Regions from separate parts of the Homo sapiens genome. Here region 1 is linked to region 2. A link is a loop called in an ENCODE intact Hi-C map of the cell type or tissue named here. Cell type or tissue: MCF 10A. All regions are shown on one strand. Each heading gives the region's core, and the rest is flanking DNA. Links, peaks and the distances in the headings are about the cores only. Region 1 has its middle 350 kb from the start of ANKRD30A. Region 2 holds the start of CREM (cAMP responsive element modulator).

Evidence for each region. Hi-C counts contacts between places; a loop is a spot of excess contacts. Peaks named below come from ENCODE experiments on the same cell type or tissue, not always from the same donor. Only the 100,000 strongest peaks of a DNase experiment are listed, where the experiment ranks them.
Region 1: a loop joins it to region 2, with 6 times the contacts of the local background. A loop is called at or near these places in 5 of 110 quality-filtered maps.

Annotation. Positions count from the first base shown.
Region 1 is chr10:36,773,818-36,786,709 of GRCh38, reverse strand. No RefSeq gene overlaps it. Among named protein-coding and RNA genes, the nearest start is that of ANKRD30A, 350 kb to the left of the region's middle. In MCF 10A, for the core only: a CTCF peak has its summit at 7,258; a DNase peak (open chromatin) is centred at 7,279.
Region 2 is chr10:35,119,293-35,132,184 of GRCh38, reverse strand. It overlaps CREM (cAMP responsive element modulator), which reads right to left and starts at 5,339. Exons shown (of 8, transcript NM_183011.2): 1 at 4,992-5,339. It also overlaps a transcript of CUL2 not described here. RefSeq lists an enhancer at 4,302-4,371 and silencers at 4,732-4,871, 4,932-5,451. In MCF 10A, for the core only: a CTCF peak has its summit at 5,272 (motif pointing left); DNase peaks (open chromatin) are centred at 4,504, 5,084, 5,384 and 7,484.

The sequences.
Region 1 (12,892 bases), core at 2,728-10,727, 1.7 Mb before region 2:
AAGAAAAATTGGCTGATTCTTCCTATATCTCAACAATGGTTTGAAGAACAAAGTTTTCACCTTGATGTTCTCTGTATTGTCAGATACCTAGAAATTTTAGTAGATATTAATTGTTCCTGCCAAATTCTGTATCACTTCACTACAGATATTAAATCCCTGCTCTTACAATTATAGTAAATGCATATGCAAATGCTGTAAATCACTGTTCAGTTTTCCTTGAGCTTTGCATTTCCATTCCAAAAACAAAATTAGCTGGGCGTGGTGGCGGGCACCTGTAGTCCCAGCTACTCTGGAGGCTGAGGCGGGAGAATGGCATTGCAGAAAGAGACCATTCAGTTAGAAACACATAAATCTGAGTATTATTTTTTCTGGCAATTGGAGATGGCTTGAAATAAAAGAAAGAAATTTTCCCCTAAAAAACAAGTTCTATAACTCAGACTTTCTTTATTAACTACTATTGAGGATTATATTATTTTTGAAAAAAATCAAAATACTCAAATTTAAGGCAGAAGAATTAATAGACTGACATAATTCAAATGTGCGTTTGTTAACAGAAATTGCAAACATTCATTTAGTTCATCTGTTCCTCTATAGTATATAGAATTTCTTTGGGCTAAGCTTAAATTCAGGATTAACTTTTCTCAGATTTCAGGCTATTTGTATGTCTTCACTGAAATTCCTGGGTCACTAAAGTCAAGAATGGAAAGCTCAGGTGATGTTGAAACAAAACCTTGTCAATACTCCATTTCATACTGGTTTTCAGAATTGTGAATTTGTTTTATATATATAAATTTTATATACGTAAAATTATATATATATTTTTTAGATGGAGTTTTGCTCTGTCATCCAGGCTGGAGTGCAGTGCCATGATCTCCACTCACTGCAGACTCTGCCTCCCGGGTTCAAGTGATTCTTATGCCTTAGCCTCCCAAGTAGCTGGAATTACAAGCGTGTGCCACACCAACCGGGGCTAATTTTTGTATTTTTAGTAGAGATGGGGTTTCACCATGTTGGCCCGGCTGGTCTCAAACTCTTGACCTCAAGTGATCTGCCCACCTCAGCCTCCCAAAATGCTGGGATTACAGGTGTGAGACACCATGCCCAACATAGAGAACCTACTTTTTATGAATAAATTCCATGACTTAAGTGGCAAAAACAAAAGGTTCCATATACCCACTTATATAAAAGTTAAATTTACCAAACTTTTCTTCATAATTTTTTCCACATTTGGTTCCCCACACCTTGTCCTCAGACTATCCCCCAACCAAGGACAAAATAAGAAAGAGGACAGGCTGGAAGTATCAGAAGTGAATTATAGTATTTAATAACCATTCATTAACTTTGAGTGTTTAAAATACATGCTTTCATGATTTTTGATCTGTAGAGATAAATTATTATTATATTTATTTATTTTTTTTTTTGAGACAGAGTCTCGCACTGTCACCCAGGCTGGAGTGCAGTGGCGCGATCTCGGCTCACTGCAAGCTCTGCCTCCCGGGTTCACGCCATTCTCCTGCCTCAGCCTCTGGAGTAGCTGGGACTACAGGCACCCACCATCATGCCTGGCTCATTTTTTTGTATTTTTTTTAGTAGAGACAGGGTTTCACCGTGTTAGCCAGGATGGTCTCGATCTCTTGACCATCTCGTGATCCGCTTGCCTCGGCCTCCCAAAGTGCTAGGATTACAGGCGTGAACCACCGCGCCCGGCTAGAGATAAATTATTTTAAGATTACCCTCTTGAATGTAAAGTTTATACAGATCTGGTATGTAGACTTCATCTACCTCTTGAAGTAACAACTTAGCAACTTTAACAAATCTTGGTTCCACAACTATGACCTGTAAATAAATGCAAGCTCCTATTTTGAGCACTGTGCCTAGGTAGTTTCAAATTTATGGACTCCTAAGCTATATAGTCTAATTTTACAACTACTTAAAGGCAACTCATTTCAAACGATTTCCGTCCACTTTCATTTACATCTACTAATTTGTCTACAAAAGTCTCTAAAACACACAGAGGCAGAAATTAATCGCTACAGTCAGGCTCAAGTTACATGCCGGCCAAATAGGTGTTTCATTATATTTGTGTAGGAATATGAAACCCAAGACATGTCCAGATTAATGCTGCAATTGTTATTTCCTATCTCTGAGACTAAGGAAGAACAGAGAGTCTCCCTTCATAGCAACTCAAACTTTCGAAGGATCCATTCACTTTCTGCAGCTGATTGACTCCCTGTAGACGTAATACCATTCTAAGCAAAAAAAATAGGTAACTTCACAGGTTATCCATAGGACATTCTATGTATAGTGCACTTGAATACTTCTTCGATCACGGCCCTTTTAATTACTGCATTACATAAAGGGAACACCTGGGAAAGGGCTTTAGTATCTGTCAAGATCCATTAAAGAAAATTGAAACCGGCCGGGCGCAGTGGCTCACGCCTGTAATCCCAGCACTTTGGGCGGCCGAGGCGGGTGGATCACGAGGTCAAGAAATCGAGACCATCCTGGCTAATACGGTGAAACCCCGTCTGTACTAAAAATACAAAAAATGAGCCGGGCGTGGTGGCGGGCGAAGTTGAGGCAGAAGAATCCCTTGAACCCGGGAGGCGGAGGTTGCAGTGAGCCGAGATCAGGCCACTGCACTCCAGCCTCAGCGACAGAGCAAGACTCCATCTCAAAATAAATACATAAATAAATAAATAAAATGAAAATTGAAACCACACTAGGTATTTCATTCAACAGAAGTAATTTAATTCAGGGAGCTGCTTCCATAGGTGGTAGAAAAGCGGGGAGTCAATCTTTCAGTTGTGAAGCAGTCCAGAGATGAGAGCTGCAAGGACTCAGACAGGAAACAGCATGACGAGAGCCAGAAGCCGCTGCTATCTACCCAAAGGGAAATCTACCATAGGTGCTGCCTGGTGGGAGCAAAGCTCGGACCACAATGTGAGAAGATGTTTCAGAGACCCCAGGCAGAAGAGAAGTGATAAACATTATTAGAAAATGCCCCCTGGTGCAGAGAGAAAGAGTGAGCAATACCCACGATCCTGCTCTCCTGCAGCTTCCAGGAGCTTCCCAAGTCTCTCCTGTCTCCTGTGACTGCACACCTGGAGCCCTGGCACCCTACGCTTAGCCTGGCTCCAATTTCCCGATATGTCGAGCACACTAACTTAGAGATCAAATTTGCTTTCTTTATCTGCTAAAAGACTGTATGGTTAAATTTAAATTCTTCAAATGTATTGGCTTAAATAATTATATTCATTACATATTAATGACAGTCTCAGTAAACTAACTTTCTAGCAGGAGATTCCAGGAACTCACTGACATAGAGGTGTGATGAAGGAACTAGACTACATAATGAAAAATCCCAATTTTAGGATTTAATTCGAAAGGTAAAAAACGGCTGGGCACGGTGGCTCACGGCTGTAATCTCAGCACTTTAGGAGTCTGAGGCAGGCAGATCACGAGATGCTCAAGAGATCGAGACCATCCTGGCTAACATGGTGAAACCCTCTCTCTACTAAAAATACAAAAATTGGCTGGACATGGTGGCGCACGCCTGTAGTCCCAGCTACTCAGGAGGCTGAGGTAGGAGAATCGCTTGAACCCGGGAAGCAGAGGTTGCAGTGAGCCAAGATCACACCACTGCACTACAGCCTGGCAACAGAGCAAGTTTCCGTCTCAAAAAAAAAAAAAAGAAAGAAAGAAAAGAAAGTAAAAAAAATCCTGTTTCTACTGAAATCTATTTGTTCATGATTAATAACATGTCCAGAACACAGTGTATTACAGTGCCCAGTAGTTGTGTTTCAGAATCAAACAGAAGTGGGTTTGAATCTCAGCACTACCACTTAAAAACCATCTGAACATGGGGAAGTTTCTCTACCATGCTGAGCTTCAATTTCCTTACTTGTTATCTGTCTCGGAATAATTTTATAAGGATTAAATAAATAATTCATTCTCTAAGTACAATGTTTGTATGATGCTGAGTAGACCTGGTGCAAGACATTCAGTAAATTAAACAATTACTATCATGAATATTTTAGTGATAGCAACAGTAAGTTACTTATCAACCATTCTAATATTTTTCTCACTGTGTCTTTGTTTTATAAGTATGTCCCCACTATGTAAAGGGTACTAAAATGATATCAACAATTATCTAAAATTTCTTGCAAAGATGAAAGCAAATCTCTTAGATATTAAAGAATTTACAATTTTTTTTTTTTTTTTTGAGATGGAGTTTTGCTCGTCACCCAGGCTGGAGTGCAATGCATGATCTTGGCTCACTGCAACCTCCTTCTCCCAGGTTCATCCGATTCTCCTGCCTCAGCCTCCCAACTAGCTGGGATTACAGGCATGTGCCACCACGCTCGGCTAATTTTTTTTTTTTTTTTTTGTATTTTTAATAGAGACAGGGTTTCACCATGTTGGTCAGGCTGGTCTCGAACTCGTGACCTCAGGTGATCTGCCCGCCTCACCCTCCCAAAGTGGTGGGATTACAGGCGTGAGCCACCATACACGGTCTCGCTTTGAAACTATTTTCTATCTCTCTTTCCACCATGATAAACTAAAAACTTGAATAAAAGCTTAAAAATAAAATTGGAAAATAAATAAAATGGACGTGGGAGGCTGAGGCATGAGAATCACTTGAACCTGGGAGGTGGAGTCTGCAGTGAGCCGAGATTGTGTCACTGCTCTCAAGCCTGAGCAACAGAGCGAGACTCTGTCTCAAAAAGGAGAAAAAGGAAAAGAGAAAGGATGACATGTATCAGTGCACTTGTAATGTCTTTTCCCCTCCATACCAACCCTGTGCTACCTAGCTTCAACAATATAGTATGCACATACGATAAGTACTCTGCCCTTAACTTTCTTCTGTTTTTCTCTCCCCACCTCTATATTGCTGGTGCCTGACAGCAGGTCCCCAAACACATTGTTCCAGCATTACACAACTGTAGGAAGGCTGATAAGGTCTCAAAATAGTCTCTCCTGAGTTCCTCTCATATAAAAGGTGCCAGTTGCAATTACGGGAGAACTGATAGAAATATCTGCACCTCTACAGTTGTTCTTTTAAAAAAATGTTTTTGGCCGGGCGCAGTGGCTCACTCCTGTAATCCCAGCACCTTGGGAGGCCAAGGCGGGCAGATCTTGAGGTCAGGAGATCGCAACCATCCTGGCTAACACGGTGAAACCCTGTCTCTACTAAAAAATACAAAAAATATTAGCCAGGCATGGTGGCGGGTGCCTGTAGTCCCAGCTACTCGGGAGGCTGAGGTAGGAGAATGGCATGAACCCGGGAGGCGGAGCTTGCAGTGAGCTGAGATCGCGCCACTGCACTCCAGCCTGGGTGACAGAGTGAGACTCCATCTCAAAAAAAAAAACAAATTTCTTAATAAAAACATGTTTTCCAATTTCAGATCAGAAAAGACATATAGATATAGATCGTTTTGCATTCATCAAAAAATTAGGGGAATTGATCTGAGCTTTGTGTGGTAACTGAAATAATTAATTTAATCATATATTTTATTTTATATTTTCTTCTCCAAATATCTTCTTCATGCCAGTGCAACAGAAAAGCTTCTGATAGAAAACCTAGGAAAAAGTCTTTTAATATTTTATCATATCATGTTCTCCTTACTCATTATGTCCTCGGTGAATCACATTCTACCTCCCATATATTTCACAATAGCAATTTCATTCTCTGGGATTATCAGTTATTTCCAATTATCAAGTCCCCATCATTTTAGTCTTTTTCCTTCATGGTCCTCTGCAGCATTTTATAATATTGACCATTCTCTTGAAACTTTCTTCTGATGGCTTCTCTAATACTATAATGTTGTGGTTCCATTTTTCCTTCTTAGATCTCTTCATCTTTATTTATTACAAAATTTTTACCTATGCCTAATAACCATAAGCATACAAGAAAATCACTGTAATTCAAAGAGAAAGTAGAATTTACTTTTAGAAAATGTATGTTAAAGGTATGATCCCAATTAACAAAAAAAAAAGAACAAGGGAGTAATGATAGTTATCACTTATTAGTACATATCACAAGATCGTTTATAAGCATTTCTGCATTAGTTGCTTTAGACACGTTATTTTACATCTTAAATGTCCATAACAACCATATAAAGATTATTGCGCTATGCTTAGAGATGAAGAAAATAGGCTTGGAAAATTTACACAATGTACGTGGCCAAGCTAAAACTGAAGCTATTCTGTCCCTTAGTTTTTCCACTGAAGCCCATTTCTATCAAGTATTCTCTCGGCCAGAAAGGGTAACACCCGATATATACGCCCCAATTCCTTCACCTTTGTGCACAAGCCAGCCTTACTATTCAAATATAGAACTACCCACTGAGCCAGAACATGACCTCAGATCCTTAGAGGCATAGTACTCAAGGCAGCTATTAGCAATTAATTAGAGTTGGCATTGGATGGAGCAGACCACTTAAATTTCACACAGGTCTTCTTCGTGTGTAAAATTTACTTCTTGTAACTTGCTAAAATGTTTCACCCCCATAAGTACTATCTGTTAATCACAGAATAAATCGACCCTCTTTTTTATTAAAGGCCTGAAAACGTTAATAAAAACATAACATAACTAAAATGTATTGACACTTTTCTGTGTCAAACATCTCTTGTTCCTCCAACGACTCATACTATGACAAAATATATTAAATAATTGTGCAAACCTTATTGGTATGCATCTGTTAGCTTTGCTGTTTATGGCAGTGGCTCATCATGTTATCTAGTTCCAGGCACTCTTCTTTAAAGAATCGAGTTAAAGACATTTGAATTGCCATTGAGTTGTAAGTTTTTTTTTAGAGCCTCATAAGGTAAAGAAAGAAGGAAGGAAGGAAGGAAAGAAGGGAGGGAGGGAGGAAGGAAGGGAGGGAGGGAAACCTCTTCTTTGGAAATGGTTTATATAATGAATAAACAAATAACAAACCATTTTTTATTCGATTAATATTTGGTAAGCCCATTTAAATGAACAAGCATCTTTCTAAAAGATAAGATATACAGCAAATAAATAAGCTTATTTTTAATGTAGAATATAAAATACTTCTTATAAAATGTTATGAATTCCACTCTAATTGCATGTGCCATCTTGGTGAGCTTTTTCTCTTTGCTGCTGGTTCACATTTTCAATAAGTAATTTAAGGCAAATTTAGGAAAAAAATAGGTGAGTTACTTGAAAAGCTGGTTTGTTTCCAGTTGTGCTCTTCTGGGGAGAGCATGTGTTGCCTCATGGGGTAGCTCTGTTCTGTTTTATTCCACACGGTGTCACTCTGTCCCTACCAAGGACACAATTATCTCCCAGTTTCTGAACTTCCACTGGATCTTAGGAAGAGAAGCATTTCTGAAGCACAGTAATAGGAAAAAAAGAGCCAATTTTCACAGTAAGTTTGTTGAGTAATTGTTCCCAATTGCCTCTTTTTTCAAACTTTAAATCAAATAGCACATTGTAACATAAACAGGATTGCATTACGTTGTCATCAAATTAATAGAGTAAAAATGTAATATTTCCAAAATGCTTTTACCACAAACTCACTACAAATATTCATACATTCATGTGTGCGCGTGCACACACACACACACACAATTACATATGATCATTAGAAACCAATAAAATATTTTTGTGAGTGAGAACAGACAAAAATCCCAGAAGAAAAAAATTATTGTGGAGATAAATACACTTGTATATGATTCCAAAAAGCCAACCCTATAAATGGACTAATCCCTGTCTACATCAGGGATTTTTAAATAGCAGTAAAAAGCAAAGATTCAGAGGTAACAAAATAGCAAGCTTCAGACAGTCACTGGTCAATAAGGGAAGAAGAATTGCACTTATTCTTGACAATGTGATTGGAAAACACAGGAGAGGCACAAAGTGGGAAACTCTTGAGAAGCACTGACTTCCTGTAACTGAAAGAGTTCAAGTCTGGAAAATGTAGCCACTTAGTGATAATGTTGAAGGAGACCTTCAGGCAAACAATGGTTTATTACCTCCCTAAAGTCCTTTCAGGCTCTTTTTAAGTGTGGGATTATATGCCCCAAAATATCTACATTACATCAGAAGAAACTGCTGCAGGGTCAGAAGCAGAATGGGAGAGGCATTAAAAATATATGAAGTCCAACTTCTTAATATTTTACATAAAACTGCATGCAGCTCCTGGTAGAAAAATTCTAAATTTTATCTATCTATTAATATTATTTCTCTCCGAAAGTTTGCAAGCAATTCAAAAACAGTTGTAAAATCATCTCTTTTTACTGCAGCACCTAGTCAAGTGCTAAGAACATGATAGTAACCTAACATGTAATTGTAGAATGTAAATTATGAAATCAAATTAAGGCTCAAATCCCAGTAGTACAATGCCACTTCAGAAAGTGATATGCAAAAGCATGTGAAACTCCAGGTAATGTAAAATTAGAATATGGTATAGATACCAATGTGATTGTGAGCAGGATTAATCTACTTCATTTGATTGATTGATTGAATGGTACAGTTGACTTATATTTTTAGTATAACTATAATAACTAGTGTGCTATATAGTCTTCCAATTCTCTTGTATTTATGTATGTGTTCATGTATGTGCTTGTTGCAGATTTTTTGCATATAATTAGGTCACACTATGAGTATTTTGCTGCACATTTATTTTCATACCACTCATTTAATAGTCATTTACCAAATAAACAATCAATGAAGGTCCTCTACATGTCATGCTAATTGTGAGGTATAATGGTGAATGAGATACGAGTGAAGTAAATGGGAAAGAAGACAACACCCAATGAGCTGGGTGATATGGACTGCACAGAGATCTAGGGCAGCCTGTAGAAAGGTTACCCAATCTTGCCTTTGGTTATTAGGAAAACCTTCTTGGAAGAGGTCATGCCTAAGTTGGTATTAAAAATAGAAGACATTACCCAAGATAGAACAGGAAAAGGTAAATACCTTCCAGTTCTAGAGAGAGAACAGTATGTAAAAATACAAAATACAATTAGGAAGATGACAGGGCACTATTGAAAATGTGCAGAAAGCGTAACAGGAGAGATGGGGTAGGCCGTGATGTGCCTTCAGGGCCCTGGTAAGTGTTACCATGAGGGATACGTAAAACCACTGAATTGGCACACAGGTGACATCACGCAAGTTTTGCCTTTTAGAAAGATTAATTTGACTGCAGTTGGGAGAATGGATTGGGGTTGGGCAAAACTGCAGATGGGGACACATTTAGAAGGCTGATGTAGTTCCAAACAAACGATAATGGCAGTTAAACTAAAGTAGGCGAAGAGAGGATGGCAAAAAGTGGACAAATACATGGTAAATTGGGAAAGTAGGATATGAGAGAGAGAGGGACATGTGAAACGGCTCTTACTGGAGAAGGGTTGATGGTGGGCCAGACATTGAACTGTGTAGCACATCTGGCCTCCCTTTTCCTGATTCATCAGACTGCCCGAGGATCATCACAGGGCCACCCCATGCGCTATTCTGGCTAGTCAGAGTCTAGGCTGAAAATGTCTTCAGACCACACCTTTTCCTTAACTGTTATAAAGAAACGGGAAAAAAAAAAAGGAAGGGAAAGGGAAGGAGGGACTGAAACACTGAGAGAAGAGACAAAGTGAAAAAGAAAAAAGACTAGAGAGAATTAATATAAAAAAGAAAATAAAATAATCACGTTCTGGTTTTTAATCTCAGGTATCCTATTTGAACACAAGCAAATTTCGATGAGTTGCTTGTAGTCTCCATGTTTATTTTCCTCGTTTGTAATTTTAATTTCAGAGGGGTTTTACTAAATAATATGATAATAAATGTAAGGTACCAGCACAGAGTAGACAACGAATACATTGTGAAAGAAAGAGGAAAGAGGCTGGGCTTGGTGGCTCATGCCTGTAATCCCAGCACTTTGGGAGGCCAAGGCGGGCGGATCACAAGGTCAGGAGATCAAGACCATCCTGGCTAACACGGTGAAACCCCGTCTCTACTAAAAATACAAAAAATTAGCCAAGCGTGGTGGTGGGCGTCTGTAGTCGCAGCTCCGGCGGAGGCAGGAGAATGGTGTGAACCCAGAAGGCGGAGCTTGCAGTGAGCCGAGATCGCGCCACTGCACTCCAGCCTGGGCAACAGAGCGAGACTGTCTCAAAAAAAAAAAAAAAAAAAAAAAAATTCCAACGCCCTGCTATGGATCAGCCCTGATTAGCATTGAGGCTACCTGCCCCTACTCTAACTGCTCGCCAGAAGTAACAGTAAATTCTCTTTGGAAGAAGACAACGTTACTGAGATCTGCATATTATGGTTTCTTATATGCAATGTCCAGGATTTAATCAATGTCCAGGATTTAATCATGTCCAAATTTTAATCATATCAGGACATGACTTCACACAACTGAAAACCAAGAAAAAAAATATATAATAGAAACAAACCTAAAACAGACCCACAGGAAATTCATGTGTTAGAATGTATTGCAGAGACTTGAAAATAACTATGCCTAATATGTTGAAGGAATTATTTGCCAAGGTAAAGAGATGTAGAAAACTACAGTGTTAAAAAGAATCAAATGGACATTTTGGATTTTGAACATGCAGTAACTGAACTTAATAACTCAGTAGGCAAATTTAATAGGAAATTGTATACAGTTAAAGAATAAGATTAGTCAAGTTGAAGATAGCTTAGAAAAAAAAATCTAAACTGAGATACAGAAAGCCTAAAAGATCAAAACATTTAGAAAACACCTAAGAGATACATGAGACATGGGGAAAAGTTTTAGCACATGTTTTCATGGAGCTAAAGAAAAAAGGAATGAGAAAAAAGAATGAGTCAGAAAAAATATCTGAAAAAATAGTGGCCAAGTAATTTGCAATATAAATTAAAGCAAGAATCCACAAGTTCAAGGAGAACTTCACAACTGAACTGGAATAAATACAAAGAAAACCATACCTAGACACATCATACTGATGTTACATTAATTAACTTGAGTTCCTCTTGTATAAAATAACCGAATAATCTGGTGAACTAATTTAGAAAGTGCATGATGCTGTATCATTCTTCTAAAATATTAATTTTAAATAATAGCCTCTTACACTTACATATTGTTACATGTTGTTCAGATTTTCATTCAGGTCATGTATATCTTTTTGAAGTTCTTTAAAACAAACAACTTAATTAGATTCTTCCTTTCTTTTTTTTTTTTTTTTTTTGAGACGGAGTCGTCTCGCTCTGCAGCCCAGGCAGGAGTGCAGTGGCACGATCTCGGCTCACTGCAAGCTCCGCCCCCTGGGTTCCTGCCATTCTCCTGCCTCAGCCTCCCGAGTAGCTGGGACTACAGGCATCCGCCACCCCATCCGGCTATTTTGTTTTTGTATTGCTAGTAGAGACAGGGTTTCAGCGTGTTAGCCAGGATGGTCTTGATCTCCTGACCTCGTGATCCACCCGCCTCGGCCGCCCAGAGTGCTGGGATTACAGGCGTGAGCCACCACATCTGGCCAATTAGATTCTTTTAAGTGGAAAAAAAATGTCATTATTCTCCTTACATAGATTAGGCAATAGAGCTCAAAGCATGCAAATGCTGTCTGTTGGAAAGCATTTCCAAATGTGTCACCTCTCAACTCCATGGATTAGGATTAACTAAATATGAGCCACCCACCGATCCCCAACACAAGGAAAAGTACCACTGTGTGTGAAAGAAGGCAGAAGCAACAAACAGCAGATTTAGAACTCTAAATACTCCATATATTGGAAATATTAGGTAGAGAATATAAATAACCATGTAGTAAATGTTTTTTTGAAAACTATAATTTTCAAGAGTGAGAAACCATCAACAACAAGAACTATTCAGTCAGATAAGGTTTATTTCTAGAAACACAATTTCTAGAAATAAAAAATAAAAGTTGAAATGGATAACTTGGTGGTTGGATAAATAGCAGATTAGATTCTACTTGATAGAGAATTAGTGAACCGATTTTATATCTAAAGACAGTATCCAGAATACAGCACAAATGGTCAAAGAGATGGTAGAGAGATGAAAGACAGATTAAGGGCTATGAAGGAGAGAATGAGAAGGGCTAGTATGTCTCCCAGAATGAGAAGGCAAATAGAATGGAAGTCAGACAATGTGAAAAAGAAAATGCCTGAGAATTTTCTGAACTAAAAAAAAGTCACAGGTAGGCTGGGCGCAGTGGCTCACGCCTGTAATCCCAGCAGTTTGGGAGGCCGAGGCTGGCTGATCACTTGAGGTCAGGAGTTCTTGACCAGCTTGGCCAACATGGTGAAACCCTGTCTCTACAAAAATACAAAAATTAGCCAGGCGTGATGGCGGGTGCCTATAATCCCAATTACTCGGGAGGCTGAGGCAGGAGAATCACTTCAACCAGGAGGTGGAGGTTGCAGTGAGCCGAGATCACGCCACTGCACTCCAGTCTGGGCAACTGAGTAAGACTCCAGTTCCCCGCCAAAAAAAGTCACAGGTAAAGAAAATTCAACCTATATTAAGTAGCATAAATTTAAAAATATATACACCTGAACACATTTTAATGAAAGTGCCGAATCCAAAATAAGAAAATATATTATAAAAATACAAAAGAAAAAGATAAATTGCTTACAGAGGAACAATTGGACTGAAAGCATGCTTCTCTATAAGAGCAATACAAATGAGAACATGGTGGAATAGTAAAACTGAGTGTGTTTATCATCCACACACAAACACTACCAGAAATACTGAATGAGGTATTTCAGAAAGAAAGAAACTTGGAAGGAAGGTCTGAGATGTAAGGCGGAATAGAGAGCAAAGCAAATGGTAAACATATATAAATCCAAATAAATATTATTCACATAAAATTAAAAAACGCAATGCCTACATAGCTGATGATGCAATCTTATCTGGAAAAACCTAGAAACTCCCATCAA
Region 2 (12,892 bases), core at 1,792-9,791:
CTATCACCCAGGATGGAGTGCAGTAGCACGATCTCGGCTCACTGCAACCTCCAACTCCCGGGTTCAAGCGATTCTCCTGCCTCAGTCTCCTGAGTAGCTGGGATTACACGCGCGAGCCACCATGCCCAGCTAATTTTTGTATTTTTAGTAGAGACGGGGTTTCACCATGTTTGGTCAGGCTGGTCTCCTGATTTGCCCGCCTCGGCCTCCCAAAGCACTGGGATTACAGGCGTGAGCCACCGCACCCGGCCAATGTGAAACCAAATTTTTAAACTTTTGAAGGAGTTACTTGCTTGACTAGAATCACTGTAAGGTTGTTTTGTTTTGTTTTCAATAGCATGCTTCTTTACTGCACATTAAGTACATCTGAAAACACATATCTACGTATTAAGTATAAATGTATTAACTACTAGATAGTAAATCTGACAAAGGAGATAAACTACCTGAATTAGCTTAAGATCAGAAAAAAGAATTTTACCATTATTTTACTTACCTAGATTGGTCCTATCTTACACATCTGAACAAAACCTGTATCTTTCTAAGTGCAGAAACATGCCTAATTTTACTCCTCCAGAAATTTTAAGAGTAAAAACATTCCAAGCACCCATATTCAGTAATGTGGGTCTTTATGTGTGATACAGTTGTCATAATTCCAAAGTGGATACTTTCACCATAATCAGTGCTAAGATATAAATTCCAGTTAAAAACATTTCTAAGCCAAAAAAAAATCATTTTTTGTGCTATCAATAAAAAAATTGAGATTAAGAATATAAACAAAACTATCTGCTATTTTGCTATTCTAAGTTGGATGATTTAAGTCTGCTATGTTTAAAAAAACACACAAAAAAAAACCTTTACTAAGATAACTTTAAAGACACTGAGTTTATTTTGTGAAATTCTCAGGGAAAATATTAGCATCACATTAGCTCCACTCTTAAACGTTCACAGGATTTTATTAGTATCTTGATATTTAAATGGCCTGGTTATACTACTGTTTAGAAAACATGCACAAAGATGTTTCTCATTTGTGGAGATCTGAGAGGCTTCAAAAAAGTCTGACAAGAGGATGAGTTGCTAGTAAGGTTTTCTTAGAGGTAAGCATCCTTCCTGACCAACGAGATGGTTATTTAAGCAGTCTTTAAGCAAAACTACCATATAGTTTTATAGCCTATGCATTTCCTCTACTTATAAAAACTACTTCACACACACGTTGCCAGTAATTTCCTCTATCACTCCTAGGAAGGCCTGTCATGAAATGTGCAAATAGATATCATTTTACTTTGTAAACCTTGCTATAACTGAATTAGTTATGCTTCACTTAATAATGGGGATACATTCTTAGAAATATTAGGCAACTTCATTCTGCGAACATTGTAAACTGCTCTTAAACAAACCTAGATGGCACAACCGACTACACACCTATGCCAAATGGGATAGCCTGTTGCTCCTAGGCTACAAAACCTGTACAGCATGTTACTGTACTATATACTGCAGACGATTAGAACACAGTGGAATGTATTTGTGTGTCTAAACATACCTAAACATAGAAAAGGTAATACTCTGCCCTCTGACATTAGGACAGCTAGGACATAACTAGGTAACAGGAATTCTTCAGCTCCATTATAATCTTATGGGATATATGTGGTCCATCATTGAACAAAACATCATTATTCAGTGCAGTAAGACTTAAGGCATTTCCATAAGTAGTATCAAGAAAAATTTCCACTAATGATATCCTTAGGTTTTCTTCTTTGTTCTTGCTTATTCTCTACTGGATATACAGTATCAGAAAATGAAAACCTATGAGTAAAAGCATTTATTCTTAAGAACAGCACAGTCTTTATTGTGGAGTTCCCATTGCAAAAGACATTTAAAATGTATTGTCTAAAAGGAGATTATTAACATAATTATTTAAAATGTTCATTTCTACCTATTGTGTAATGAGATACATTTTTCCAAAAAAAATTTTTTTTTTTTTTTTTTTTTTTGAGACTGAGTTTGGCTCTTGTTGCCCAGGCTGGAATGCAATGGCTTGATCTTGGCTCACTGCACCCTCCGCCTCCGGGGTTCAAGCAATTCTCCAGTCTCAGCCTCCCAAGTAGCCACAATTACAGGCATGGGCCACCATGCCCGGCTAATTTTGTATTTTTAGTAGAGACGGGGTTTCTTCATGTTGGTTAGGCTGGTCTTGAACTCCTGACCTCAGGCGATCCGCCTGCCTCAGCCTCCCAAAATGCTGGGATTACAGGCGTGAGCCACCATGCCCGGCCTAAACTGGATTTTTAAGTTCCTGTGTTGATAATATCAAAACTGTATTCAATGTACAATAATAACTATTTTCAAAGCTGACTTTTACATATGGAATCCATCCATTTACTTAAGTAGAAACAATAAAATTCGGTATTTCAGGCTTATTTCCTTATCAATCAATGTTGGTAAGGAAATATAAAAATATCAATGGTTGTAAAACTGCTCTAAAAAATAACGTCTCTCAATCGTTCAGCTATTAAGTGTTTGCACTGTTCAGTTTTATTTTAAGAAGTCTATCTAAAAGGAACAGGACATTTGAGAGCTTTTCAGTAAGAACATCCACTTAAACAATAAACCTAGCTCAATCTTCTGGCCCAATACTTAATTTGCAGGGAATACAACTTGGGAGAAAAAGGATCAGAAATATATGTCTATGTTGGTAAAGATTCAGTCAGGATTCCTTATATATGTTAATAATTCAAAACTCTTCCCTACTTTTCATGAAATGGTCATAACCCTAAGCAAGATTTTGTATTTTGATTAGGCAGTGACTCACCTGAGTAGGAAACTGGAATACAGCCTATTAACTATGGATTCCAGAGTTTAAAATTCAGGAAGAAGAAGTAAATTTCATTAACTTTCAGGGACAATGCAAAAACAAAAAGACTAAAAATAAAAATGTCCTATGTTTACGCATTCAATAAAAATTTATTCATATACTGTCACCAAAATATGTACACAAAACATCACCGTAATTACAACTTCGCAATCACCAAAATGATTCCATATCCATCACCAATTCACTGGGAAAGTAAGTGTTATATTCATCTATTTACAGATTCGCCAAAGTTGTGTGAATACTGACAATGCTTTAAGTGTTTACTCATTCAGGATCAAAACCATTTTAATATATTTGTTAAAGCTGTGTTGGGATCAATACATAGTTCTTTAAACATCAGTTTTAATACTTAGCATTTATTGGCCAAAACATATTGTGTGCAATTTGCCTTCCTTTGGGAAAAAAATTACTTTAGATTGAAAGACTTTAAGACTACTATGACTTAGGAAGGGAAAGTTTATCCAAAAAAAGAATCAAGACTAGGAAAAAAAGGCCGGGAGCGGTGGCTCATGCCTGTAATCCCAGCACTTTGGGAGGCCGACGCGGGCGGATCACGAGGTCAGGAGATCGAGACCATCCTGGCTAACACTGTGAAACCCCGTTTCTACTAAAAATACAAAAAATTAGCCAGGCGTGGTGGCGGGCGCCTGTAGTCCCAGCTACTCAGGAGGCTGAGGCAGGAGAATGGCGTGAACCCAGGAGGCGGAGCTTGCAGTGAGCTGAGAGCGGACCACTGCACTCCAGCCTGGGCGACAGAGCGAGACCCCGTCTCAAAAAAAAAAAAAAAAAGACTAGGAAAAAAACGTGGCGCTCAAAGCAAAAAACAAAAAAACAACAAATAAAAAACAGCGTGGTTTATTCATGTAATCTGATGCAATGTTCACAGCGGACCTCTCACTGTTCAATCTAGATCTTTGTTTCAAGGGAAAGGTACACCCTCATCTGCCCGGCAAATTAAGTAGAAAGGAAACTGAGTCACGTACGTAAGCCACAGTGTTAAAGGAGCTCTTTCAATTTCAGTGACACTTTGAGACTGGCCCTGTAAGTCCCAATTTCTTAAAATGTGATTACAAACTCACCGCTGCTTCACTGAGCAGCATGCAGGAAACCCCTAAGTGATTTCAAACTCAGGTATCTGATATACAAATAAAACGCAACAGGATCAAGAAACATGCTGAGGCCAGGCGCGGCGGCTCACGCCTGTAATCCCAGCACTTTGGGAGGCCGAGGTGGGTGGAAGGTCAGGAGTTCGAGACCAGCCTGACCAACATGGTAAAACCCCATCTCTACTAAAAATACAAAAATTAGCAGGCGTGGTGGCGCATGCCTGTAATCCCAGCTACTCGGGAGGCTGAGGCAAGAGAATCGCTTGAACCCAGGAGGCAGAGGCTGCAGTGAGCCGAGATCATGCCCCTGCATTCCAGCCTGGGTAACAGCAAGACTCCGTCTCAAAAAAAAAAAGTATGTTTAATAATGTGTTTATTCCCCAGATTCAACAGGCTCTGGAAACCTTACCAGATGGCCCTAAAAAGGCAAGACTCAGGCAGAAGGGAAAATGCGCCTTCCGAGAGCGGTCGCGGCTCTGCCCTTCCCACTCCGGAGACTGCCCGCGCCCGGGACCGAATGACTCAGCTGCGAGGCCCTCCGGCCCAGGTTTTGGGGGAAAACGGGCTGCGTCCGCTTTCGTCTAAACTGCGCTCGTAAAGTGGGGCAGAGGCGCTGGGGGCACTCAAATCCGAGGTCCTTACTTCTGGATTCCTTTTCCTTTTCCGAGTTAAACCGCTCCCCTGAGCCGCACGGCTCTCTCAGGGAGGATTTTCCAACTCGTCCCAAGTTCGCGAGGAGGCAGGCGGGTCCCGGGGCAGCTGAGCGCACGAAGCGGGCGTGGGGCGGCGAGCCGGCGGCCTCGGGGGCGCCGAGCGAGGGGCCGCGTCAGGTGAACTCGCGGCTGCCCCGCCAGTCCTTGGCCCGGCCCCGGGGTCCCGGCCCGCCGCCCACGGCTCCGCTCGGCCTCTGCTGCTCCACCGCACCCGGCTCCGCTCCGCCTCCTGCCTCCACCTCCACCTCCTGCGCCGCGTCGCCCGCTGCTGGGTCTCGGGGCCGGAGCCGACGCACCACTTACCCGCCGCAAAGGGATTTACGTAGCGGACCTCGTCACTGATTACGGACGCGAGGAGGTGGAGACGGCGAGCCCGACCGCCGCTCAGCAGCGGCGCCGCCGCCCAGCAACCCGGAGCCGGCAGCGGCCCCACGTAGTCCTCACGTCAGCTGTGATGCGGTAGCCGCGGCCTCCCTGCCGACCCCGGACCAAAAGTAGCGCTGCAGCCGACCGAACCGCGTCCTCCCGCCCCGTCCTCCCCTCCCCCACGCCGGGACGGCCTCCCGGGGGAGGCCCCGAGGAAAAAAATCCAGGCTCGAACTCCGCCCCCTGCCGGCCGCCAGCAGGAGTGAAGCGCCACAATCCAACAATGAAATGGAACCGGGGAGGGGCGGCGGGAAGGTGCGGGTCAGGGGGCGGGGCCTAGGGATAGGGAGAAGGAAGGTCAGGGGGCGGGGCCAAGAGGAGGAACTAGCCTGGAGGTGGGGCGGAAGGTAGGGGCGGGGGCAAGGCTGGAAACCGGAAGCTGCCCGTGCCGCGCCGCGCGTGCGCCAGAAATCCAATGACTTGTCAGCCAGAGTAACGGCTGTTGTCAGGTCTTCAGGGTCTCGAGGTCGGTTTCTTCCTAACGCCGCCAACCCCAAGCTAAGGTCCGCGAGCGTCTCACCTCTGTCCAGGCTGGGCTGCAGTGGCGTGGTCTCGGCTCTCTGCAACCTCTATCTCCCCAGGCTCAAGCGATCCTCCGGCCTCAGCCTCCTGAGTAGCTGGGACTGCAGGCGTGCTTCTTCTGACTTCTAAAAGCTATCTACATACCTTGACTAGTGGCCCTTTTCCTCCATATTCACAGCCAGTCACAGCTGGTTGAGTCCTTCTCCAAAAGAAGCTTGAGCTCCTGAGACAATTCACCTGCTTCTTAGGGTCATTTATTGCAGTTTATCCCAGTATTTGACTGGAAATGGTCCGCATGCTGGGCCCGCTGGCTCGGGCCTGTAATCCCAACACTTCGGGAGGCCAAGGTGGGAGGATCGCTTGAGCCCAGGAGACCAGCCTAGGGAACACAGTGAGACTTCATCTCTTTTTTTTTTTTTAGATTAGAAAGGTCGGCCGGGGGCTCACGCCTGTAATCCCAGCATTTTGGGAGGCAGACATGGGCAGATCACCTGAGGTCAGGAGCAGCCTGGCCAACATGGTGAAACCCCATCTCTACTAAAAATACAAAAATTAGCTAGGAGTGGTGGCAGACGCCTGTAGTCCCAGCTAGTTGGGAGGCTGAGGCAGGAGAATCGCTTGAACCTGGGAGGTCAAGGCTGCAGTGAGCTGAGATCGTTCCACTGCACTCCAGTCTGGGTGACAGAGCGAGGCTCCATCTCAAAAATAAAAAAAGTAATGGGATATCAGGAATAAAGAATAGCAGCATGGTTATAGAGTACAGTAGGTCCTCACTTAACGATAGGTTCTTAGAAATCATGGCTTTAAGCCAAACAACTTACAGCAGGTCCACAAAAAAATTTTCATTCAGTGTTGTTTTCATTTCGTTATAATATTGATGATAACAAAAATCGGTTTCATTGTACGTTGTTTCACTGAAAACCAGTTTCTAAGAAGCTATTGACAATGTTAAGTGAGGATTTATTATTTCATATCAGTTACTGTAGTGTCAGAGTGTTTTCATAATTTTCACTGAGCAGGACTTAATCTAAATCCAATCTGAACCTTTGTTCAAATCTAATTTTCGTAGGTCAAAGGGAATGTATCCACAACAATTGTCTCTGTAACAGGAGTTCATATGAATCAAAAAGAATCAAAGGAATGGCAATTTCTTATTTGCAAAGTATTTGCTCTACGGTTTCCTTTCTTGCCAGTATTTTACTCCCATATGTATGTAGTCTTAATTATAAAGTTCAGAAAGCACAAACCATATTTTTTTGTTCATCTGTTTTTTTACAAAGATCAATACTGGAGGTGAGATACACATACTTACAAGCCCATCAGTTCATGGCCTCTGCTATACCCTTGCTGTAAGATGTAATAGACTTAAAAACCATGCAGTTGGATCTGGGTTTAAATGTATGCTTGTTAGCTGTGGGCAAGTGTCATATCCTCTTAGGGGAAGCATAAGGTTTTTAAATGGGAAGAAAAATAGTACCTACCTGTTAGGATTATTGTAGATTTTAAAAAATATCTGCCATAAGATAAATACTTAAAAACCTACTCATGTTTACGTTAGTCCAGTGTCTAGCTTTTGGGGCTCCTCACCTAGGTGATAGTTAATTCTCTGTTGGGGAGGGACAACTAGGTCACCTACTTTTCTGAGAAAATACGGGCTGTCAGTCACACCCTTATATTCCCTCCTCACTTCAAAATATCTTAAACTTTCCCTCCCTTTCTGGGTCGGGAGGAGCACCTCTTTTTCCTCTCCGAATCCAACTGTAAGTTAGATGTCATTTCTTTCCCATATCAGATCTTGCTCAATTACCAAGAGTCATACCTACAGCCTTTTTCGTCCTCTTGGCTCCTTTCCCTACAAATGTGTTAGTATCGTGCCTCTTGAAAACTGTTGGCACTGCTAGCCCTATAAGGAAGGCCACAGAGTTGCCAATTCCGGGTTGCACATTTACATTTCATTTTTTGCCCATTTGCTTACTGTTCCATCCCTTGCCATCCCCTCACCTTCAGATTTCTCAAGAGAAGAAGGCAAGGCAGGGGTTGTATTCACTTCTTCACCACCCATTTGTTTGTTATTTCCTGCCAAATTTTTGCCCTCTTCCGTCTCTTTTTTTTTTAATTTAATTTTTATTTTTATATGTAGACATGGAGTCTCTTGTCCAGGCTAGTCTGGAACTCCTGGGCTTAAGCAATCCTTCCACCTTAGCCTCTGAAAGTGCTGGGATTATAGGCATGAGCCATTGCACTTGTCTGTCGCCTTTCTGATGACTAAATCTGACCACTTTTTCTCATTTTTCATTCTACTTGACCTATTTTCCTCATCAGATACTACCAATGACTACTGCCTTATTTTTTAAATGTATTTACTTAGAGGCAGAGTCTCGCTCTGTCACCCAGGTTAGAGTACAGTGGTGCAATCATAGCTCATTCAGCTTCAAGTACCTAGTCTAAAGCGATCCTCCCACCTCGGCTTCCCAAAGTGTTGGGATTACAGGCATAAGCCTGCCACTTTCTTAACATAGTCTCCCTCCTGAATTTTCATGATACTTGGCTCTCATGGTTTCACTCATCTTTGTCTCCCTAATGTAGACAGTTACTAATTTTCTGTCCTTGGACATCATCTTCTATACTGTCCTCAAACAGTATTTTCTTTAGTTATCTAATCATACCCAATTTTTTTGAAAGATAATTCTAAAATTTATACCCAAAGCTTCCAACTTCATTCATTAGCACCAGGTCACATTTCCAAACACCTGACAGTTCTCACTTACATGGCCCATGAGCATTTCCAACTCATAGGTTCAAAACTACATGTCTTGTCTTCTTCCCCTTTCATACCTGAATCTTGATTTTTTATTGTTGTTTTAGCAATGTTAATGGCACTTTTCAGCTCCTTGTCATCCTGCCTCTACACCTTGAAACGATTTTGGTCATTCTTCTACTCATGTCATTCAGGAGCCACATAGAAAATATTTTGAAGTGCCTGCTATGTTCCAGGCCCTATGCTAAATGCTAAGTCCTGTTGCTTTTGCCTGTAGAAACTTGCATCCATCCCTTTTTTTTTTATTCCCACTATTACCCATCTGGTACTTCCATTATAGTTCATCCTAAGTATTTCTGTCTGATTCATTTTCCTTAGATACAGCTCTGGTGATGTGATTTCTCTTAGAAAATCTACAGTGACTAGGAGGGACTGAAACTTAAGGAACAGAAGTGAAAGGAGACTGTGAATTATCTTTGGTGGCCTCTTGAATTGTGTACTGCAAGAATGCTTTATATATTTTAAAAATAAATGACATTTTAATTGAAGCAGAAACACCAGTGAGATGTTATTAGCTGACAGAGTGTAACTAAGTTTGGCATGAAGTCCTTTGTTTTGTTTTGTTTTGTTTTTTGTTATGTTTTGCTTGTTTGTAGATCGGATCTCACTCTGTCACCCTGGCTGGAGTGCAGTGGTGCCGTCACAGCTCACTGCAGTCTTGACCTCCCAGGCTCAAGCAATCCTCCCACCTCAGCCTCCTGAGTAGCTAGGACTACAGGTGTGCACCACCATGCCTGGCTAATTTTTTTAATTTTTTTATATAGATGGGTTCTCTAAAATGGGGATATTGGCCAGGCACAGTGGCCCACGCCTATAATTCTAGCACATTGGGAGGCTGAGGTGAGCAGATCACTTGAGGTGAGGAGTTTGAGAACAAACAGCCTGGCTAATATGGCAAAACCCCATCTCTACTAAAAATACAAAAATAAGCTGGGCATGGTGGCGCATGCCTGTAATCCCAGCTACTTAAGAGCCCGAGGCATGAGAACCACTTGAACCCAGGGGGTGGAGGTTGCAGTGAGCCAAGATTGTGCCACTGCACTCCAGCCTGGGCCATGGAGCAAGACTCTAGCTCAAAAAAATAAATAAATAAAATAAAATAAAATAAGGATATTATTACTACCTGCCTCACAAGTTACATGAATTAAATTAATACATGTAAAGTATATAGAACATTGTGCCTGGCACAAAATAAGCATTAAATAAATGTAAACTATAATTATTATTTTATGACTTGGCCAAGTTTGTTTGTTGACTTGTGTGAAATCTGAGAACTTAGAAGTCAAAATAAACCCCTTTGTTTTATAAATTAGAAAGTAGAGGCTGAGAGGTTTCAAAACGTCCTTTGGCTAGTAGATAGTAATATTAGGACTATAACCCTGAAGTTGTAACTTTTAACCCTGTACTCTTTCTACTAGACCACAGATCTCAAGATTTAGCATTTTTCAAATGACTATCCTATTTTATTTTACTAATTTAATACAGAGAAAAACTAGAAAATTGATTCACCTTAAAAGCATTTCTATGCAGGCCGTTTCTATTCAAACTTTAGGATTTGAGACTTACAAAGATAGTGTGCCCAATTTAAATATATGAGAAAGGTAAAAACAAGTAAGTATAATATGTGCTTGATTTATGATGTCTTTGATTTGCCATTTGGCAAAAAATGTTTCATTCTATTAGAGAGTTAACAGTTCTGTGTTCCAACATGGGAAATACCATTGTGTATGTGTGTTTACGTGCTTTTGGTTTTTGAGTTTGGTAAACTTAAACCTCTAAATCTGATGTGCTGTGTACTCAGGAAACTACTTAAAACTATCACTAAAGGATATTATAATAAAAACCCAAGCTCCTGAATTATTTAAAACTATAAGATTGCAGTCGTTAAACTAAACTAATTTTTATTTTTTTTTTTTTTTTTGAGACAGGGTCTTACTCTGTCACCTAGGCTGGAGTACAGTAGTGCGATCATGGTTCACTGTAGCCTCGACCTCCCGGGCTCAAGCAATCCTCCCACCTCAGCTGGCTAAGTAGCTGGAACTACAGACATGTGCCACCATGCCTCATTAAGGGAGAAGAAAGGCATGAGGAAAAGAGGAAGATTGTTATTGTCAATATATTTCATATTGGAAAAGGGCTCCATGCCACATTTTTGTTCTGTGGCCTTAGCGCCTCTCTCAGCCTAGTTTTCTTTAGCTGTAGAACAGGGATCCTAGTACTGCATAAAGTGTTTGTGAAGAAGAATACATTAGCTAATAACATAAAGGTTTTAATACAGTGCATATCATACAGCCTGGCCAACATGGCGAAACCCCATCTCTACTAAAAATACAAAAAATCAGCTGGGCGTGATGGTGTGCCTATAGTTGCTGCTACTTGGGAGGCTGAGGCAGGAGAATCAATTGAGCCTGTGAGGCGGGGGTTGCAGTGAGCTGAGATCGCGCCACAGCACTCCAGCCTGGGCGACAGAGTGAGTGAGACTCCATCCCAAAAAAATAAATAAATAAAGCCTATCTTCCGGCCAGAATATAAACTCCATGGATGGCATTTGTCTCAGTTAACACTCTTTCTCTAATAGCTCCTGAATTGCCTGCTAGAATCGCCTATAGGAAGACATGACATTATGGGGAATGCGTTAAGTAGCTCCCAACATGGTCATGTGCTCACACTAGGACTAAGATACTGTTATTAAATAAATCATGGAAAAATGAACTTAGAAAGGGATATGAAGGATTAGCCAGTAAGTCTCTATAAAACATAAGGGAATTATATCCATATTACCTTGTATATAAAATGCCTTATTTTTCAGCATTCTTTTTTTTGTTGTTTTTTTGAGACAGGATCTCTTACTCTATGGCCCAGGCTGGATTGCAGTGGCATGATCTTGGCTCGCTGCAGTCTCAACCTCCTGGGCTCAAGCAGTCCTCCCACTACAGCCTCCCGAGTAGCTGGGACTACGGGTGTGCATCACCATGCCAGGCTAATTTTTGTATTTTTCGTAGAGGGGGTTTCCACCATGTCACCCAGGCTGGTCTCGAACTCCTGAGCTCAAGCAATCTGCCTGCCTTGGCCTCTCAAATTGCTGAGATTTCACACGCATGAGCCCAGCCATTTTTCAGCACATTCTTTAGGCAATTTCCTTTCAGCATTTTAGAGTAGTAAGTACTCTAAGTAGAATTTACCAAGTTCTTGGTCTTCATAAATTGACAACCTCTTATTTTGTAGGTTATAGTGCCATCATGTGGATACTTTGTTTTCTTCAAATAAAATGTAACCTTTTTATAACAGAGACTAGAAAACCCAGCCATCCCAACACCCAGGTATGACAATTTATATTTTATGTTATTTATTTATTGAGAAAGGTCTCCCTCTGTCACCCAGGCTGGAGTGCAGTGGTGCAATCTCAGTTTACTGCAACCTCCACCTCCCAGGCTCAAGCGATCCTCCAACTCAGCCTCCTTAGTAGCTGAAATCATAAGCATGAGCCACTGTGCCCAGCCTGGCATGACAATTAATTTGGTATTTGTGTCTAAGCCTTTCTGTGTACAGATTCACTCAGGGACTTCTATATCTGAGTTTTTAGTATACAAAATTTGGAAATGATCATTTAAATGATAAAATAAATCTGAATACCATAGCTTGATAATACATGCAGTCCCCATAGATGATCAGTTTTCTCTCTTTCTGGATACTAGGCTGTGCAAAGAAATTGGGGCCAAACGTTTTTTTGCCATGTTCTGAAAAGGTAAGAATAAGAAATAAATATTAATGTGTGGAGCCAAAAGAGTAACCTCAGACTGGCTTAGGAGAGCAATATAGTCTGAGGAAAAGAGTTTCAAAAAATAACCTCCCTGAGCTGGGCAAGGTGGCCTGTGCCTATAATCTCAACACAGGTTGAGGTAGGAGGCCGAAGTGGGATGACTGCTTGAAGCCAGGAGTTCGAGATCAGCCTGGGCAACATAGTGAAATCCCATCTTTACCAAAAAAAAGAAAAATGAGCCAGATGTGGTAGCATGTCTGTAGTCCCAGCTAGGCGGAAGGCTGAGGCAGGAGGATCCCTTGGGTCTAGGAGTTTGCACCACTGGACTGTAACCTGGATAACAGAGTGAGACCCTGTCTCTATAAATAAATAAATAAATAAATAAATAAATAAATAAATAAATAAATAAAATTAATTTTAAAACCTCCCTAAAAATTATAGTATACCTAGATATGAGTACCAAAATATTTGTTTTAAAATCTGGGTGTGTTGATTTTCACAGAGAGCTAAAATTAGTCCATAACCCACTTAATATTAACTGACATCCACCAGAGATAAACATGGTAAAATTATATGGCTCAAGCAACTCCACAGTGCAAATGGAGATCCACAGAAATAGAGAGTTGGACCTTTAGAATTCTTTTTCTAACTTTGTTTAGTATTTACCTCCTTTTTAAG